Regions from separate parts of the Homo sapiens genome. Here region 2 is linked to region 1. The links are chromatin contacts, found by Hi-C in ENCODE. All regions are on one chromosome and are shown on one strand. Each heading gives the region's core, a stretch centred on a gene start or an enhancer-like site at or near the end of the contact. The rest is flanking DNA. Distances are from core to core; before and after follow the strand shown.

The links. A loop is a pair of places that touch in the nucleus more often than their neighbours do. Pooled maps may share reads with other maps.
Region 2: a map with no recorded cell type shows a loop between it and region 1 (15-fold over the local background). The contact joins two enhancer-like sites. A Hi-C loop is called at or near these places in 3 of 37 single-sample maps with no recorded cell type and 2 of 50 pooled maps.

Annotation. Positions count from the first base shown.
Region 1 is chr4:109,989,280-109,992,017 of GRCh38, forward strand. The region is part of intron 18 of EGF (epidermal growth factor); the gene reads left to right. Among named protein-coding and RNA genes, the nearest start is that of EGF, 78 kb to the left of the region's middle. RefSeq lists an enhancer at 1-642. Within about 2 kb of position 1,457, at least 4 of the 41 ENCODE cell types and tissues checked have a DNase peak (open chromatin) inside an H3K27ac peak, as active enhancers do.
Region 2 is chr4:111,990,577-111,993,361 of GRCh38, forward strand. The region is part of intron 1 of LINC02945 (long intergenic non-protein coding RNA 2945); the gene reads right to left. Among named protein-coding and RNA genes, the nearest start is that of LINC02945, 120 kb to the right of the region's middle. RefSeq lists a silencer at 923-992. Within about 2 kb of position 1,360, at least 2 of the 41 ENCODE cell types and tissues checked have a DNase peak (open chromatin) inside an H3K27ac peak, as active enhancers do.

The sequences.
Region 1 (2,738 bases), core at 207-2,706:
GCACGTTGGATTGGGAGTTCGCGTCGTGGATGTCTCATACGTTTCCAGGTGTCAGTAGCATCGCATCACGTACAAGTGAAAACCTGCCTGAAGCCGTCTGAGGCACGGTGAAGTGATTATCTGAAGTTTTACAGCGCTTTAAAACTTCTCTTTCAGTATTTTCTTTCCCTCCTTCTGAAAACCTAAGAAACTGATAAGAAGCTCAAATGATACTGCTTTCTCCCACTTGCTAAGGTTAAAGATGAAATATCAATCATAACTATCAATCTTTTGAATCTGGTTGATTTAAATCAGACCTTTATTGGATTAGTTTTGTGGAATCCACAGACATCTGTAAACACTCTTTTAAGCACATATTTGGCTGTCAGTCAGGAAAATGTCACTGCTCTAATTAAGCAGGCCCATAGATAATTTAGACAAGCTGATTTCATATTTAATTTCCTTTGAAGAGAAAGGAAGGTATCTCTTCTTGGATGTTTAAACTCGTTAGGCTCTGGTTTCTCACACTGTTACTAACTCATCTCCTTCCAGTATCGAGCACGCAATGGGGTGTGCTCACCCTGCCTGCATGGTTGGCACGGAGTCCTCAAACTCCATGAAAGCAGTGGGCTTGCTCCTCTATTCTCTCTCCCCCAGCTCACTCTTACTCTCTCTCCCCGCCCCATATATATATGTAGTTATAATACTTCGAACCTTGTCTGGCACATAAAAAGTGCTATGTAAAATTTTATCCTTATTATTATTAAGAGTAGTTGAGTTTCTTGGTCAAGCATACTTCTTTGTCTTTGCTTTGGAAAAGCTCTCTCTTTCTCTCAAGGTGATAGTTTATTGAAATTATATCAGGAACTCATAAAAGAGTCAGTTTGGGCCATCTGGGATAGCAATTCAATGTGTTAAATATTTAATTGGCCCCTATTAAGAATAAGGCCACAGTACTGGAAACCCTGAGAAATATCAGGATGAGGAAGGTAGTCTTTGATTGCAAGGAAAACGTGACCTAAAAGAAATATAACTGTGATCAGTGATGAAGAAGAGTGCACATCATAAGAGAAGTAAAAACCACAATGAAAGTTCAGAACTGGGAGAAATATTTGTTTGAGGTATTGGGAAAGATTTCAGGGAGGAAGTGTCATTTTGGAAGGAGCATGGGGGATAAGTAATTTCATTTGCAGAAATGTGAAGGGATGGGAGGAGTCCAGGCATGAACAGATCACATGACTGCCATTAAGGGTAGAGAGTAGCCTAGTTGAGCACTAAGTTTAGGTTATATGAGGGGAAGAACAGAAACTAAGGCTGATAAGGTAGTGTATGCCATAACAAAATATCCTAGACTGGATGGCCTAAGCAACAGAAATATATCCTCTCATGGTTCTGGAGGCTCGAAGTCCTAGATCAAGGTGCTGGCTGATTTGGTTTTGGGTGAAGGATCTCTTCCTGGCTTGCAGATGGCCACCTGCTCACTGTGTTCTCATATGGCCTTCCCTCTTTGATGTGGAGAGAGAGAGAAAGGGAGACAGAGAGCAAGAGAACGCTCTAGTTTCTCTTCCTCTTTTGTTTTCTTCTTCCTCTTCTTTTAAGGACACCGATGCTATTGGATTAGGACCCCACCCTTATGACCCCATGTAACCTTACTTTCCTCTTGGTAGATGCTTTCTTCAAATACAGTCACTTTGGGAGTTAGGGCTCAACATATGAATTGGAGGGGCAGGGACACATTTCAGCCTGTAACAGATGGGTTGGGTTACCTCTGCGGAAGACTAAAATCTGAGGGTTAGTCACTGAGGTTTCACTTCTCCAGTGAAACTGGCTGAGGGTCAGACAGTCAGTGTTGTCCCAAAGTTTCTACTAACCACATTACAACTGTAAAATGAAACAGGTGAAATGAATTTTAGCAATAATATTTTATGTATTCAAATATATCCAAAATATTAACATTTTAATATCAGTGTAAAAATTATTGAGATATTTAATATTCTTTTTTATTTTGGTACTAAGTCTTCAAACTCTAATGTGTGTTTTATACTCACAGCACTTCTTAATATGAACTAGATGCATTTCAGGTACTCAATACTCTCAAATGGCGAAGGCTAGGAAGTTGGACAGCAAAGTTCTAGGCAACAGGGAGCCACTGGCAGCATTTGAGTAAAGTGGTGCAATGATGGGTTTATCATCGTTGTGCTGGAGGGAGAATAATGTGGCACTGGTGTTTAGGCATGGCGCGGAGGAAACATGGGATCCAGGAATGAGTAAGGCTGTTCTTGCAGTAATGTAAAATTGAGAGGAAGAGAGGCCCTAAATGTTAGGGTGGCAGTAGCTGAGAAAGAAAAAATGGTGGGTAGTTGGGAAAGAAAGGATGACTTTTCTGATATAGTTTATTCTTATATAAAAAGCAAAACTGTTGTATTTGATATAATATGTATGTCAATGACAGGATGTCTATACAAAAGAGTTAAGTATGAATCTTTAGGATCTGAACTTTTAAATGTTTGCCTAGAGGTTGTTTATTAATCTCCAACTTTGGGAAGTCTCCTTTCCTTCAAAGCAGGAAGAAAGCTTCCAGCCTCTCTCAGGAGCTTAGAACACCTGCATGGGGCTGGGTGTGGTGGCTCATGCCTGTAATCCCAACACTCTGGGAGGCCAAGGCAGGAGGATCACTTGAGGCCAGGAGTTTGAGACAGCCTGGGCAACATAGCGAAACACTGTTCTCCACAAAAAAAAAATTAAAAACAAACAAGCAA
Region 2 (2,785 bases), core at 110-2,609, 2.0 Mb after region 1:
ACCAGCCTGGGCAATATAGTGAGACCTCACTTCTAAAAAAATAAGAAGAAGAAAATTAAAAAGTATTAAAAGTAAATATTTATCAAGTGCTATTATGAACTAGACTCTATTTTTAAAAGCTTTGTATGTATTAACTCACTTAGTCCTCATGACAACCTTATGCAGTAGATACTTTTATAATTCCATTTTACAGATAAGGAAACTAAACCACAGGGAGATGAAGTAACTTGCTCAAATCACAGAGCTAGGAAGTAAAAGAAGTTGGATTTGGAAACCCAGGAAACATTTTCAGAACCATATACTATAAAATCCCCCTTAACTGTCTCCTTTACAAAATTAAATAACACCATATTTAATCATAGTTATATTTTATATTAAATTTATTATCTATTTCATTTATGTGAATATTTTCTAAGTTATAACAGTTTGCAAGCCCTAAACTAGACGAAGCTGAGAACTGGCAGATATTATGGATTAAATTTGCATAGCATTTATTTTCCCTTTCCTAATAATGGTCCAGTTTTCCTCCATGCATCCACCTCTTCCCTCATGCAGCCCATATTCATAAAGGTGCACTAACCACATCCCTATCTCCTGGGAAATTTGTTTAGAGGTAATCTCAACACATCTGCCACGGTGATTGGGTCAGGAAAACAGACATAAGCCGATCAGCACATGGCCTTGCCCTGGCCTCAAGGACTGGTGCAGGAATGGACATGTAATCTAATTTACACCAGTGAAATACAAAGAAAGGTTTACGTGAAACTCCTGGGAAATAATTTTTCTCACTCTTAATTAAAAACAACCAGAAAAAAGTTTTCACTTCCTCTGAAAATCATGAAATGAAACTGTGAGGCTTAAAGTAACTAGTCCTTTTGCTTCCAAAAGAAGCCAGCCTGAAGATGAAGCCAATACACAGAGGAGGCTACAGCTGAGCAAACTGAAGAGAACCAGCCAAAGCCACTGGATTAAATCAGACTGAAGCCTGTCCCCTCTGAATGTTCGAGCATGGGAGTTAATAATATTTATTTGTTTATTTAAGCTAGTTTAATTTTGTTTTCTGTTACTTACAGACCTAACTCACATATACCTAAAATCAGACTGCCTCTAGTGATTTTATACCACTCTATCCTTCCAACAAACATCCATACAAAACACTCACTCTCTTGGTACCAATGTAACATTCCATATTCATGTTGAGAGGAAACGTCAATAACTTTTCTCTGGGATTTGTGCCCGTCGGTCTGTATTTTCATTTGTAGAAGTGTTCTTAACAGCCTTCCTTCCCTATTTGTCTTCATGATTAATCCCAGGCTTTCTCAAAGTTTGTTCCTGAGTGCCATGTTGTAACAGATTGGGGGAAGGAAGCTCATCACAAGCTTGAGATTGTTTTCAGTGTTTATTCCTTGTACTCCCTGAGTCACCCTGAGACAGTGACTAAGAGGATCACGTGGAAGGTCATTGAAGAATGAAATAAAGTTTGTCAAGTTGAGCACTTAGAAGCATGAAAGCTCACACATTAAAAAGTGGAGAAGTAGCCAACAATTGATAAATGGCTGAATAAATTACATTCTAGGTACTCCAAGAAATATTATGCAATTTTAAAAAATATATGACTAAAAACTATGTTAGACTATGGTAGACTCTGAAGAAATAACTTAGCCATCATACTAATAGGTTAAAAAAATACAAACTTGTCTACATAGTATTTATAATTTACTATTTGAAATGGGCATTGATTATTTTATTAAGGAAAATTTTACTGTTTTAACATAAGAATGCTTATTCATTTAAGATATGTGAACATAAAGTTATGGAGGAAACATTTAGCACTGCATAGCTTGAAGATCTCAATGTCCACTTTCCCAAAGAGGTTTTCTAAGCCAGAGGAGAAGTACAGTGTCCAAAATAAGACCTCACACCCCATAAAATTTAAATACTGTCTCTCAAGTGCTAAGAAACAAAAGACTGCCGGTCAGGTCTTCTGGGTCACTTGGCAAACTTTCAACCTCCTCCACAGCAATAAAACCATGCAAGAAGCAATATAGCTGAGGAGGGGGCAAAAATAGGATTGGAAGGAGTTGTGAATCTGTCTGCCTTCACCAGATTATGCAAGGAAAAGAGGCAATGAATTAGATAATACCGGGCTGCAAATCTGTATTTATCATAACTTTCCAAAAGTGAAGAGCAAAGTGAAAGATAGAAATGAAGGACAGACAAGAGGAAAGTGAGGTAGAGGAGAGGGAAATAGAAAGACAGATGCCAGAGATATGTAAATAAAAGGACAGATGATAAACTAGAATTATGGATGTAGATAAAGGAGTTAATAGAAAGGACAGAAAGAAAGTGAACAGAGAACAAGACAAGAAAGGATACTCCCGGCGGCGTCAGACCTGATGATGAAAACTTTGGCAAGACCCAGGGAAGGGAAGGTGGAGGAGAATGACAAATGTGCGGCATAAAAATCAATCATCTTTTCTAGATCTCTGCAGGAACAAATTTTCCAGAGATTTAGATTTGGTAAACAGACCAAGCCGGATCACATGAGGAACTTAAAGGGGATTTGACATGTCAAACACACAGAAGCCAAGGTTTGCCTATAATGTTGAAAATAACACCATGCATGGCCTTTTAGTATCAGGCTCATTTCAAATAACTGCAATTCATAGAGGCTTCCCTAAGAAACCCAAGACAGTGTACTAGTTTTTATTTAGCTGTAAGATATGGCAATAATAATTCATACTTGATTTATATAGCCTTGTTAATTTTTCCTCTTCAAAGAAAG